Regions from separate parts of the Homo sapiens genome. Here region 1 is linked to region 2. Evidence: chromatin contacts called from ENCODE Hi-C data. All regions are on one chromosome and are shown on one strand. The core of a region is the stretch at or near the end of the contact, and the rest is flanking DNA. Distances in the headings are between cores, read along the strand shown.

Region 1 (7,561 bases), core at 511-3,010, 2.0 Mb before region 2:
TATATTTACAAGCAAAAAGTATAAAACTCCTATACCTAAAAATTTCAAGCCACTTTACCTAAAAATTTCTATGTATCCTACAGAAATACTTAGATATATAAACAAAAATAAATGCATAAGCATCTCATTAGCACATTCTTTGTAATAACAGAAAATGAAGTTTAATAAAAAGGAAGTAGTTTAGTAAGTGTTGGTGCTTCCTCACTGTAGAATTGAATGAGGAGCTAAAAAGAATGAGGTAAGGCCAGGTGCAGTGGCTCATGGCTATAATCCCAGCACTTTGGGAGGCCGAGGCGGGAGGATTGCTTGAGCCCAGGAGTTTCATTCCATCCTGGGCAACATGGCAAAATTTTATCTCTACAAAAAATACAAAAATTAGCTGGGCATGGTGGCACACACCTGTAGTCCCAGCTACTGGGGAGGCTGAGGTGGTGAGAGGATCATCTGAGCCTGGGAAGTTGAGGCTGCAATGAGCTGAGGCTCCAATGAGCTCAGTCTGGGTGACAGAGTAAGAGCCTGTCTCAAAAAAGAAAAAAAAAAAAAAAGCAGATGAGGAGGAATATGAGAAGGAAACCCAGGAGGACTGCTGGGACCAGCCTGGAGGGACCAGTACTTGGGGTCACAGAGTTGGAATGGCATCCATGGCAGAGTTGTGATCTCTCTCCAGGAGAGATAGCCTGGGCTCAGACAGGGAGATATGAAGATGAACTCATTGAAGTTTGGGGATTTGCCAGGCCAATGAGGGGCAAGGGAACTGAGATACTGAAGAGAATGGTTAAAGGGATGGCTCATGAGAGCTCCATGGGGTAGGGAAGCAGTGAAGTGAAGAGGACACTAATAGGGAAAGAATTCCAGGACTGGAATCACAAAGCGAGAGTCTTTTTGGGGTGTGGGAAGAGTAGCTAAGCGAGAAGTGGAAGAGGAGGGGATTGTGATTGGAGAGAAAAGTTCCCTATAAGACTAGACCACATTGATGAGGAGGACGGAAAGGAAAAAAGGAATTAGATGTTCAAAAATGTAAGAAAAGAAAATATGACATGGTGGCGTTTCCTGATATCTCAAGTTGAGAAAAGAAAGTTAAAAGAGAAGTGAATACTGGAAGACAGTGAAGGTTTTGTATAATTTAAAGTAAGTGGCACATAAAATAAAAATTCCAGGAGGTTCAAATGTATGTTTCATCAGTTGAGGTTACCCTAAGATAAAAGTTGAAATTATGTTAAAACTTTCTGAAACTCTCAGAAGACCTAACATCTCAAAGGGGCTAGATTCTAGAAAGAAAAAGCTTGCCAATTCCAGTTCTGGCTAGGCATTCTTAGAATACCTTAGAGTAGGTTTTAGTCTTACAGGGTTTCTGCTTTCAGAATATCAACAGGTCTTGACAAATAAAGCTTTTGAAATTTCCCTCTACTGAAATGCTCCATCTGCATTTCAGGATAGTGATGGAAATGCATCAGCTTCATTTCTGGCACTTTGATTGATGAACTTAGACTTCAATATGAAGAAAACCACTGTTCTTCTATCTAGAAAATGAAACTAAAAATAATCCCCTTGTCAGAGTGTCTGTGTTCTGTGGTTAAATTTAAGGCAACTTATTGAGTATTCATTACATGCTGGATACGAGCCCTTCCCTGACAGAGAGCACAGAGCACTACCAGAGGAGCTGGGACACACACCTACATAGACGGCCGTGATACTTCTTAAGAAGCAGCTCCCAAATCTACCCAATTAGCACAGTGCTCACTGTGGGCAAAAAGCTGAGAGCAACAATGTGGGGGCGGGCTTAGCAGGAAAGGCCTCCCAGGCATTGCATAAATGCAAGAGGTCAGAGAAAGAATTCACACCAGGCAAGGAAATTATTTATGGTATTGCAAGGGTGAAAAGATTTTTTTTCAAATCTCCTGGTATCTCTGTTACTCTGCCCTAGTGTTTGGACATATGGAGTTACCATTCCCATTAAATTATTAAAATGTGCCAGAAGACTTGGAATCCCTCAAGAGCATATTGTGAGAAGGGCTCACACACCTCCAATTATGCCTTTGGCACAAGTGCCATGTCAGATTGATGTCTGGAAAAGGATTGAGATTTGGAAAACCACATAATGATTTCTTGTATTGTTTTATCCTTCATTTTGTGCAAATCACACTTACCATGCCATTAGTAGCTTCCTCACAACTCAACAATGTTAAGAGGGACTTGCTAGCTAACTTGATCCCTAATGGAAACCTTTTACTAGGGAGGGCTGGATTTGGTTCCGGGGTCAAGGCAAACACCCTTCAATGAGCCCATGCCATGCCTTGTAACTATATTTTAAACATTTTCATTGTTCCTTCTGCAGAAATTATATCTCTTCCTCCCTTCTGCAAATTGTCCAAGCCCAAAAAGATATTTTGTGCTTATTTAGTGTTATCTCACAGTCTGGGGCAAATTATCAATAAAACAAGAAGCCAAAATCTAATAAGAAAAGGCAGGATATGAGAGGGTATGCATCTCTGCTGCATGAAGAGAAGACAGCAGCACCTCTCGTTTTCTTTTAGAGACTGTTCGGCCCCATGAGTTTATTAAAACAGAAGAAATAAGTTGAAAATGGAAAAGGGTGTGTGTGGGTGATGTGGTTACTTAGCAACAGGGAAGCTTCCGGCTGATGTTCTGAATTGAACAAAGAAAAACAGGACAGCAGGGAATAAAGGAATGGGGAAAAAATGAAAGGGAGTAAAACAGATGTGGTTGGGAGAGAGGGCTAAGAAGGGGTGAAAAATAAAAGTCAGGGAAAAAGCATGAACAGAAATGTGGTAAATACTTAGAAACAGGAAGCCTGTGAATTTTTAAAAATGGAAAAAAAAGCCACTGAAAGAAAGGTGAAAATAGCCAGAAGGGTAAGAAAACATCTGCAGTGGAAGCTGCTAGGCAAATGGAGGAATAAAATGCCCCAGCGCCATGAACTCTTAGCTTAAAACTAGGCTCTTTTGGCCAGGCGTGGTGGCTCAAGCCTGTAATCCCAGCACTGTGGGAGGCCGAGGCAGGAGGATCACTTGAAGTCAGGAGTTTGAGACCAGCCTGGCCAACGTGGTGAAACCCTGTCTCTACTAAAAATACAAAAATTAGCCGGGCATGGTGGCGGGTGCCTGCAATCCCAGCTACTCGGAAGGCTGAGGCAGGACAATCACTTGAAAACCCAGGAGGCGGAGGATGCAGTGAGCAGAGATCAAGCCACTGCACTCCAACCTGGGCGACAGTGCAAGACTTTGTCTCAAAACAAAAAAGCAAAACAAAACAGAACACTAGGCTGTTTTGTGGTGTGTGAGGTCACACCAGGGTGCACCTGAGGCAAGGGGCCCAGAACAAACCCCAGGCCACCAGTCTGTTGAGTCCACTCAGAAAATGAGCCAGTGGGCAGGGTAGCTCCAGGGATATTTTTATAACATTTTATTATAGGCATGAACCCTTAGAATGACCCTAAAATAACATGCCCCCAAAGGGAAATTCCAAAAGAATTGGATGTTAGTCAAGAAAACTTCTAATTTCATCTTTGATTCCTCCAAAGAGTTTGGTATAATGTCATAGCCCAGAGTAGGTCAATAATTACAGATAGGTATGCCTTTTCCCAGTGACTTTGTCATGCCAGTTACATGATATCTGGTAGGCATGTGTGTGCTTATTTATATTACATGGCAGGTATAGTTTGCTTCTATATTTGTCTCTTAAAAGGGCTACCATGTTTCCTAGCCCATCCTCTATATTTTTTGATCATTCACATATGCGTATAAAAAATTTTTGAGCATTTGCTCAACAGAGATACATTTTTATTCATGAATTATATACATGTATTATCTAATAATACATGGGTCATTAGAATATGATGTACATATTAATAATGAGATACAGATAACATTAAATATATTTTTAAAATTTTAATTGGTTAAGGATTTTATTTTATTAATGGAGCTTTCACCTCCCCAACTTCACTTTCATTTCCCCACACAACCCTCACCCAAAAGTACCTACCAGATATAATACAAGAGCATATGGTAGGGGCTCATAAAGCGTTTGCAGTAAACAGGAGAGGAATAGCATTTTCCCAGTCCCTGCTCTGAGCCATCGCATTATATTTTACAGGGATGCGTGAAGTTACATACTTATATTTCACTCCCATAGAGATTATATGCTATTTTTGTTTTTCTGCATATAAAATAGGACTGAGTTTTTAAGTTATTCCTCTTTGAAAAAGTTATCTGGTGGGGCACGGTGGCCTATGCCTGTAGTTCCAGCACTTTGGGAGGCTGGGTGGGAGGCTCACTTGAGGCTAAGAGTTCAAAAAGCTTTTATCTATAATGTTTGATTTCTAATTAAGTATGGTTGAATAACAACACACTTCAAATCCCAGTAAAATGATAGAACATGAATCCTTATGAAAGGGTTGGTATATCAGTTATTTATTACTGCATAAAGACTACCTCAAAACTTAGTGGCTTAAAATAACGATTTATTTGCTCAAAAAAGACAAAAAGAAAGAAAAAATAAGCAAACAAACAAATAAATAAAATAAAGAAAGAACTACAGAAATAGTAATCCCCCCCACCAAAAGACTGATTTATTTGTTTTGCTAGGTTCTCTTGAGGTCTTATTCAGAAGTCACAAATCGTCACTTCTGCAGCATTCTATTGGTCAAAGCAAGTTATAAGGACAGCTTGAATTTAAGGGGTGGTAAAATGAACTCTAGCTCTTTTTTTTTTTTTTTTTTTTGAGACAGAGTCTCTCTTTGTCGCCCAGGCTGGAGTGCAATGGAGCCATCTCGGCTCACTGCAAGCTCCGCCTCCCAGGTTCATGCCATTCTCCTGCCTCAGCCTCCCGAGTAGCTGGGACTACAGGCGCCCGCCACCAAGCCCGGCTTATTTTTTGTATTTTTAGTAGTGACGGGGTTTCACCATGTTAGCCACGGTAGTCTAAATCTCCTGACTTCGTGATCCGCCTGCCTCAGACTCCCAAAGTGCTAGGATTACAGGCGTGAGCCGCCGTGCCTGGCCAACTCCAGCTCTTGATGAAAAAAGTTGTAAACAATTTTGTAACCATTTTAAATTCACCAGACTTGGAAAATGTTAACTTGTTTTAGAAAGTGTAGGTTTTATCAAAAGGTCTATATAAAGAAATGCACACACTACTTTTTTCTCCCACTTATTTCATTTCAACTAGTTTGTAACTGAAATTGCAATTAATTGTTTTTCTTTTTGAGATGGGGTCTCCCTCTGTTACCCAAGCTGGAGTGCAGTGGTGCAATCACAGCTCATTGCATCCTTGACCTCCCAGACTCAAGGGATCCTCTCACCTCAATTTTCTGAGTAGCTGGGACCACAGGTGCATATCACCACGCCTGGCTAATTTAAAATATATTTTGTAGAGATGGGGTCTCCCTATGTTGCCAAGGCTGGTCTTGAACTCCTGGGCTCAAGCAATCCTCCCACCTCAGCCTCCCAAAGTGCTGGGATTATAGGCGTGAGCCACTGTGTCCAGCCAAAATTTTTAAAATTTAGGTAAATAACAGGTAGTCATTTTGTAGATATACATCCAATTAGTCATAGTGAATGATTAAAAAAAAAAAAGAATAGAATTTCCACCATAAAGTAAAAGCCCTACTATTCCAAAGTGGAGCTATCTACGGAGAGTAAATATAAAGCAAAATATTAATGCATGTATTTCCAAGATTGAGCATTAGCCCTAAAATGCTATATTACTGTTATTCTTCTCTGCCTACTGGATGAGAGAGAACATTTTTAGCTTCAATAGATGTTCCATCATATGGACCTTTTCTCTTCCTCCTTCCTAATAGAAACCCCAATTTTATTCAGGCATTTGACCTATCCTTATGTATAGGAGTAAATGTTATTAGAATGAACCATCATGTGAATTTCTTCTCCCTTGCTGGTGACTGGTTCAGGAACCCAATCTTCTTTGTTTTTTTTCCAACTTTAATTTTAGATTTGGGGGTATGTGTGCAGGTTTTTTATCTGGGTATATTGCATGATGCTGAGGTTTGGGGTATAATTGATCCCATCACCCAGGTACTGAACATAGCACCCAACAGTTTTTCAACCCTTGCCTTTCTCTCTCCCTCTCCCTTCTAGTAGTTTTCAGTTTCTATCATTGCCATCTTTATGTCCATGAATACTCAATGTTTCACTTCCACTTATAAGTGAGAATATGTGGTATTTGGTTTTCTGTTCCTACATTAATTTGCTTAGGATAATGACCATAAACTGCATCCATGTTGCTGCAAAGGACACGAACTTGTTCTTTTTTATGGCTGTGTAGTACTCCGTGGTGTATATGTACCACATTTTCTTTATCCAGTCCACTGTTAATGGACATCTAGGTTGATTTCATGTCTTTGCTATTGTGAATAGTGCTGTGGTGAACATATGAGTGCATGTGTTTTTTTGGCAGAATGATTTATTTCGGATATATACCCTGTAATGGGATTACTAGGTCGAATAGTAGCTCTAAGTTCTTTGAGAAATCTCCAAACTCCTTTCCACAGTGGCTGAACTAATTTACCTTCCAACCAACAGTGTATAAGCGCAGGAACCCATCCTCGAAAGCTGTCCAATGAATGCCGTTTCCATGGTGGCTCTTAACAATGTAGAAATGGCAAATCACTCTGAATGGGAGGACTTGTATCCTGTGGCTTTGGGATTATGTCTCTCCTACAGAATGTACATAGGAAGCGTTATGCTCTGGTGGCCACCCTAACAACCAAGAGGGATTCCCTCCTGAGGACAAAGCTAATTCCCAGAGAGCAGAACAAGAGAACTGAAGAAAAACAGGGCCAGAACCTGCATGTAGCACTGCTGAAGCCCACCTTGCCTCAGAATCCTTACTATGTTACATAATAAACATGCAGACTCTTGAGGCCAATTTCACACAGGTTTTACCATTTTTAGCCCAATGAGCCTTCCTGTCTGATGATGCTGTTACTGTCAGGGGTTCTCAGTACTCTCACTTGAGAAAGTCTAGGGAACAGTTTCGCAAGGCAAGTCACTTCTCCTCACATCCCACTCCCACTGTCTCTCAAGATCACCAGAACTGCGTGTAGATTCAGATCCCATATGCCTCAGGAGTTCAACTGCAAAGCCAAATTCAAGAGCAGAAGATGTTCTCACCAAAGGAATTGAAAGAGTGCTAAGGTATGCTGGCATAATATGGAGAATATGTGTGGAAATGGATTGAGAGTACTAGACCAAGAAAGGAAGAGCATAACTATAGATCACACAGAATTCAGCAATAGGGATACACTTATTGGAGATTCTGGATTTAAGGTGCTGGCTTAAGCAGCTGCAAGTTGTGTAAATTATTTGCTCTCTTGAGCTGTGCTCAGTAGTATTTCATTCCAAATGAACAGGAAATGCTAGACATTTTTGTAAGAATACAGGTGAAGGAAGCCAACAGGTTATGGAGATGAGAATATTGGGGTAGATTATCACATGTGAACTACACGCTTATTCCCTAACAGTCTCCTTCCTCTAGAAGGAGGAAGAAATGCACAGAAAACCTTTTTTATACCAGGGGCTCA
Region 2 (7,519 bases), core at 3,565-6,064:
GCTGAGGTGGAAGAATCACTTAAGCCCAAAGGTCAAGGCTACATTGGCCATGACCACACCACTGCACTCCAGCCCGGGCAACAGTGAGACCATGTCTCAAAAAGGAAAAGAAAAAAAGTCAAAAAACAAATGTAAATTAGTTCAATCACTGTGGAAAGCAGTGTGGCAATTCCTCAAAGAGCTAAAAATAGAACTACCATTTGGCCCAGCAATTCCATTACTGGGTGTATATCCAGAGGGATATAAATCATTCTACCATAAAAACATGTGCACACAAATGTTCAGTGCAGCAGTTTTTACAATAGGAAAGACATGGAATCAACCTAAATGCCCATCAGTAACAGACTGGATAAAGAAAATGTGGTACATAAACACCATGAAATACTATGCAGCCACAAAAAAGAATGTGATCATGTCTTCTGTGGGAACATGAATGGAGCTAGAGGACATTATCCTTAGCAAACTAATGCAGGAAAAGAAAAACAAATACCACATGTTCTTACTTATAAGTGGGAGCTAAATGAGGAGAACACATGGACACAAAGAAGGGAACAACAGACACTGGGGGCCTACCGGAGGGTGGAGGGTAGGAGGAGGGAGAGATGCAGAAAAAATAACTATTGGGTACTAGGCTTAGTACCTGGGTGACAAAATAATCTGTACAACACCCATGACACGAGTTTACCTATACAACAAGCTTGCACATGTGCCCCTGAGCCTAAAGGTAAAATAAACAACAACAACAAAACCAACAAAATAAATCCGGCTTCTTTCATTTAGCACGGTATTTGAGTCGTCCACATTGTTGGCATCTATCAACTCTCCTTTCTTATTGCTGTTATTCCACTGTAGGGACAGATCACGGTTTATCAGTTTTCCAGTTAAAGAACATCTGGGTGGTTTCTAGTTTTTGGAGGTTATGAATAAATGTGCTACAGACATTTATGTAAAGGTGTTTGTGTAAACATAAGTTTTCATTTCACTCAGTAAATATCTAGGAGTAGAACTGACGGATAATACGGCAAGTTTATGTTTCACTTTATAAGAAACTGCCAAACTTCTTTCCAAAGTGAGTATTCCATCTTGCATTCCCATCAGTAATGTATGAGAGTTCCAGTTGCTTTGCATCCTGTCTCCATTTGATGATTTAAGGGGTTTTGTCGTTGCTGTTGCTAGTCATAGCCATTCTAATAAGTGTATAGTGACTCTGGTTTTAAACATGGTAAATGTGTAGTACTTGGTGCACATGTAGGAGGCTTTGATCTGTAGATGGTTGAAAATACGGATCAGAACTCAGGACAGGGATCTGGAGTGATCATTTGCTATCATGTAGAGCTACAGAAGAAGGATGACCAAAGGAGAAATCTTGGGGACCATCATATTTTAGCAGAAAAAGGCAAGAGCAAAAGAAACCAAAAAGAAGTAGGTCAGAGAAGTAGAAGAATAAGGAAGAAATTAAGAGTCCTGCAAAGGAAAGGAGTTCAAAAGATAAAGGAATATTTAAGTTGTAGTACCACTGAAAACAGGCCACTCGGTTTATTCATTCATTGATTCATCCAGAAAATAAAAGTGCCTGTAATAATCCAAGTACCATATCAGGCATCAGATTTGGTAATTATGTCACTGGTAAAGATAGTGAGACAAATCTCACTACTGGTGGAGCTCAAGGTAGAAGGGAAGGGGCTGAGGACTTGAGAATGATTGAAAAGAAATGCATGATTAATTTACCAAAATTCCTCCTTTAAAATATTTAATAGATTCAGCAATACTATGTGCACCTACAAATAGATATCATTAGAAACTGCTCAATATGGCCGGGCGGGGTAGCTCACACCTGTAAACCTAGCACTTTAGAAGGCCAAGGAGAGTCGATCGCTTGAGGTCAGGAGTTCAAGACCGGCCTGGCCAATATAGTGAAACCCTGTCTCTACTGAAAATACAAAAATCAGCTGGGCATGCTGGTAGAAGCCTGTAATCCCAGCTACTCTGGAGGCTGAGGCAGGAGAATTGCTTGAACTCGGGAGGCAGAGGTTGCAGTGAGCCAAGATCGCTCCAGCCTGGACTCCAGCCTGGGAGACAGAGCAAGACTCTGTCAAAAAAAAAAAAAAAAAAAAAAAAAAAAAAAAAAGGCCGGGCACGGTGGCTCACGCCTGTAATCCCAGCACTTTGGGAGGCCGAGGCAGGTGGATCACAAGGTCAGGAGATCGAGACCATTTTGGCTAACACAGTGAAACCCCATCTCTATTAAAAATACAAAAAATTAGCCGGGCGTGGTGGTGGGCACCTGTAGTCCCAGCTACTCAGGAGGCTGAGGCAGGAGACCCCGGGAGGGAGACTCCTGGCATGAACCCCGGGAGGCGGAACTTGCAGTGAGCCAAGATCATGCCACTGCACTCCAGCCTGGGCCACAGAGTGAGACTCCATCTCAAAAAAAAATAATAAATAAAAGAGGGAAACCGCTCAACATAACTTTACTAATAACAATGTTTGGTATTATTCTCTATTTTATATCTATAAAAAGCTAGACTCTTGAAAGGAAAAAATTAGAGATCAGAGTTCATTACAGTGCAAACTGACCACAGTATTAGTTGTTGAATTACGCTCAATATATATAAAATATTTAAGTAAAATAAAATGCTCATGGAAATAAAACTCTTAAAGTATTTATCACCTATATATGTAGCATATTCTAGGCCACTGGCTCTAAACGTTTTCAATCACACATCCTACATTCGTAAAATACATTTGTGCATTCATCCTCAATATATTTATTTCTATACATGCATTACTATTCTAATATACTACTCTAGCATAAAATTCACAAAAAACAGAAATTTTTAAGAATGAAAGTTTTAAAAGGTAAACAAATAGAAGTTCTAATATTTTCTTACCACATCTGACTGGATCACCTTGTGCCCCACCACGCACACATACAAAGGCGCTACTTATGAGACCATTAATCCAAGCAACCACATTGTAACTGTTCAGCATAAATTTTAGCCAAATAAAATACAGCACCAACAACTCAGATATCACTTGTTCCTTTTTCTTCAATAGTACTGACTTCCGGCTTCAGATTTAACACTGCATCCATCCTCACTGCAGTTGCTTTAAAGGGGACAATAAACCAAGGGAAATTATCTCTAAAGGGGCCCCATCCAATGGGATTGTTTCGTTCACTGAAAAATAAATTTAAAGGCTGCACTTCAAAGGCTGAGGTCTCATAAAAATTAAATATTTTTATTTAGAAATGTTATTCCAGCACTTTAAAGTTACAGAATAGAGGAATTTTTTTCATTCATAAGCTTTCAACGGCTCTTAGAAAAACCATGTTTAAGTTGGGCAAATAACTGGAATCTGAACTTATGATTTTCTTTAATATCAATCGACATTATTTCTTATGCCAGTAAAGCCTTCATTTCCATGGGGCTGGGCGCCTCATTAGTGAAAGTAAAAGACTGCACAAAGCGGGGGAAGTGCCAACTAGAGAGCCCTCACAACCAAACAAGCAGTACTTAGGTCGGAGGGAGAGAGTTGCTCCTGACCTACCAAGAAAACCACTTTTGTACAGAATATGAGTCATCATTATTGGGTGTTGTAATTGAGAGATAAATCATTAGTGTTTTTGTCTTTTTTAAAAAACATGTCTAAAAAGCTCAAAAGTAAATGCCAGTGTCATATTCTTTTGTTTGTTTTTTGAGACAGAGTCTCGCTCTGTCGCCCGGGCTGGAGTGCAATGGCGCTCTCGGCTCACTGCAAGCTCCGCCGCCCGGGTTCACACCGTTCTCCTGCTTCAGCCTCCCGAGTCGCTGGGACTACAGGCGCCCACCACCATGCCAGGCTAATTTTTCCTTTTTTTGTATTTTTGGTATTTTTTTTGTATTTATTATTTTGTATTTTATTTTGTATTTTTTGTATTTTTGGTAGAGACGAGGTTTCACCGTGTTAGCCAGGATGGTCTCGATCTCCTGACCTCGTGATCCGCCCGCCTCCGCCTCCCAAAGTGCTGGGATTACAGGCGTGAGCCACCGCGCCCGCCGCCAATGTCATATTCTTTAGACATATCACTGTCATTTCACAGCTTTCAAATACTTCCATCTCCTATGTATTATCGATGAAAACCTAAGTTTTCATCTTAGAACGGAGCTGCCCGACTATTAGAAGCGTGGAACCCAGGCTTGCCTTGTCGTCGGGAATGAGCACTAGAGGCACCTGCACGCAGGTGGAGGAGGGAGGCTGGCGGATGGAGAGGGCGAGGCTAGGAGGCCCTCGGGATGGAACCTGTCTCTTCTTTGGACACTGTGGAATTTCCATAAGCTGCTGGACACAGCTGATGGGTACCAGGTATGAGTGGCAACGTTTGGCAATTCCATTAACTGAAAAGAACTACCGAGAAACGGTGAGGCGGGGCGGCGAAGATGAGACCAGCTGCCCATCACTCCAGAGGACCTGCTGAAAGAATCTGAACTCACCACGCCTTCGCGTCCGCAAGGGAAAGGTCCGGCTGCCACGCCCCCGCGACCGCTGTCGCCCTGGGGAAAACACGAGAAACACCCGGCACCGCCAGGTTCCAGAGACCTTCGCAAAGTAAGGGGTAAATAAAAACCGTGGCCCCAGGAACTAGTAGTTCCCAAAGGGACCAAAACCGAGGCTCCCCCAACCTAGCCCGTGTTCACTCCAACTTACCCATTAATGTGGCACTCTCCGATGCCCTGATTTCCCAGTCCCCAGCGGCGACGTGTGTGGCGGGTAACAGAAGGGCCGCCACTCCGCCCCTGGCGTGAAGCGTAGCGACCCAGTTCGCAATCCAAGATGGCGGCCACCTGCGCCCCTTCTCCGAGACCCCGAGGCTCGGCTCCCAGAAGCCCTTGCACTCGACGCGGCGGCGGCGGCGGCGGCGGCGGCGGCGGCGGAGGAGGAGTGGTGGCCGCACATCCTAGCAGTGGGGCGTAGAGAAAGTGCGCGCCGCCGTCCCACCCACCGAAGGAGGAGCCTGTGCCTGCGACAAGCCCTGGATTTTAGTTGCGCTTGCGGTGGCCATGCTGTAGGTACTCTGCGGCCCGTAGACCTCCGTGTGTGCAAAGGGACGACCCCTCATTCATTCATTCTTCACGCGTGCGTGCATGCATACATTCTTAAGGATATAAACTGTGTCAAGTACCATTTTAGATACATTATTGGGGCTACAACAGTGCAAAAAAGTTGGTAAAAATCGCAGCCTTGTTAAGTGTACGGAGAAGCTCACGTTTTCTTCAGCTTCATTAACTTTTATATGCTCTGCTCGTTTTATTTCAAGCTTTTTGTCATTTATAATTTTATATTCTATAACATCTGCGGTTTTTTGTTTTTGTTTTTCTGTTTTTGGGGGGTTTTTTTTGAGACGGAGTCTGGCGCTGTCACCAGGCTGGAGTGCAGTGATGCGATCTCGGCTCACTGCAACCTCCGCCTCCCAGGTTCAAGCGATTCTCCTGCCTCAGCCTCCCAAGTAGCTGGGACTACAGGCATGCGCCACCACGCCCAGCTAATTTTTGTATTTTTAGTAGAGACCAGGTTTCACCGTGTTGGCCAGGATGGTCTTGATCTCTTGACCTCCTGATCCGCCCGCCTCAGCCTCCCAAAGTGTTGGGATTACAGGCATGAGCCACCACACCCAGCCACATGAGTGTATTTTTGACAGCAATGTAGTCACCAATAAACGAGTAACTTCAGTTAAAGTACTGTAGATTATAATACACAGCCCTGTAATCTACCCTGGAGTTCAACAAACGGTATTGAAAACAGACTGTGTTCCAGATGCAATAGGAAGAGAATAAATAAGATAAACAATACATAAATCCTGCCCAGAAGACGTTTGCAATTTTTTAAGAGGAAAAACATGAAGACAAATTGTTTTAAGATGTTTGCTATTTTCAATAGTTGAAAAATAAACAGGAGAGAAGGGATTATTTAACTGTGGGTATGTAGGGCTGAGAAAGGCACGCTTGACAAAGGAAACCTGGGCAGTGTTACCAGAAAGCGTTGCCAATCATGAGTCCATATAGTGAAGTGAAAGCAAGTTTATTAAAGAAGTAAAGAAACAAAAGAATGGCTACTCCATAGGCAGAGCAGTGGCTTGGGCTGCTGGACTGAGTATATAGTTTTTTTGTGTGTTGTTTGTTTGTTTTGACACGGAGTCTTGCTCTGTCGCCCAGGCTGGAGTGCAGTGGCGCCATCTCGGCTCACTGCAAGCTCCGCCTCCCGGGTTCACGCCATTCTCCTGCCTCAGCCTCCCGAGTAGCTGGAAATTTATTGTATTTTTAGTAGAGACAGGGTTTCACCGTGTTAGCCAGGATGGTCTCAATCTACTGACCTGGTGATCCTCCTGGCTCGGCCTCCCAAAGTGCTGGGATTACAGGCGTGAGCCACCGCGCCCAGCCAGTTATTTCTTAATTATATGTTAAACAAGGGGTGGATTATTCATGAGTTTTCAAGGAAGGGGGCAGGCAATTTTTGGAACTTAGGGTTCTACCCTCTTTTAGACTGTATGACTTCTGGATGTTGCCATGGCATTTGTAAACTGTCATGGTGCTGGTGGGAGTGTCTTTTAGCATGCTAATGCATTATAATTCACGTATAATGAGAAGTGAGGATGACCAGAGGTCACTTTTGTCTTCATCTTGGTTTTGGTGGGTTTGGCCTGTCTTCTTTACGACATCCTGTTTATCAGCAGGGTCTTTGTGACCTGTATCTTGCGTGGACCTCCAATCTTCTGTGACTAAGAATGCCTAACCTCCTGGGAATGCAGCTCAGTAGGTCTCAGCCTCGTTTTACCCAGCACCTGTTCAAGTTGGAGTCACTCTGGTTCAAACGCCTCTGACAACAGGACTATTGGAGTACTGATAGGAGTTTATTTGCCTTAATCACCTGGCCACCCTATCCCTTTCTTATTTCCTCCCTACTCCTCCGTCCTGGGAGACTGAATTCAAATAGACAATGGCCAGAGAATATATACAAATAGAACACTAACCTACAACCTTCAACAACCAGTCCAGGAAGGCAACCTACTATGTCCAGTAACCAGTCCAAGAAATCAGATTACTATATTTAGCAACCAGTCCAGGAAGCCAAGCAATAACCCTTGTAGCAATCTACCCCAAATGGCCAGGACGTGATTAATAACTTACAGCTTCTGTAAGTTTTGTCAGGGCTTCCAACTCAAGGCCAGCTAGAGAGAGCCAAATATCTACCCACCCCTAAATAATTACATAGGATGCCCTGCTTTTAGTTAGCCCACCTGCAGCTTCTCCATGCCAACAGCCTTGAATTGGCATACCTGAAGCTTTCCCTTTTTTCCACTCTAAAGCTTTCTCACTCCTCTGCCTGCCGTTGAGTCTCTGACAAATGCAAGTGATGATGGCTGACTCCCTTGCTATTGTAAGCTCCAAATAAATTTGGCTTTGCTTGTTCTCATTTAGATGGTCTGCACTTGTTTCTATACTCCTGAAGAAGATTCCTGCTATCTGGACATGCCTTCCCTCTG

Evidence for each region. Hi-C counts contacts between places; a loop is a spot of excess contacts on that map. Pooled maps may share reads with other maps.
Region 1: a loop to region 2 is called in a pooled map, with 7 times the contacts of the local background. The contact joins the enhancer-like site here to the promoter of KPNA5 in region 2. A Hi-C loop is called at or near these places in 6 of 50 pooled maps.

Annotation. Positions count from the first base shown.
Region 1 is chr6:118,700,175-118,707,735 of GRCh38, reverse strand. It overlaps a transcript of CEP85L not described here. Among named protein-coding and RNA genes, the nearest start is that of CEP85L, 52 kb to the right of the region's middle. RefSeq lists a silencer at 1,556-1,850. Within about 2 kb of position 1,760, at least 9 of the 41 ENCODE cell types and tissues checked have a DNase peak (open chromatin) inside an H3K27ac peak, as active enhancers do.
Region 2 is chr6:116,678,506-116,686,024 of GRCh38, reverse strand. KPNA5 (karyopherin subunit alpha 5) reads right to left here and starts at 4,814. Exons shown (of 14, transcript NM_001366306.2): 1 at 4,687-4,814. The coding sequence starts at 4,690. RefSeq lists enhancers at 3,252-4,233, 4,234-5,217.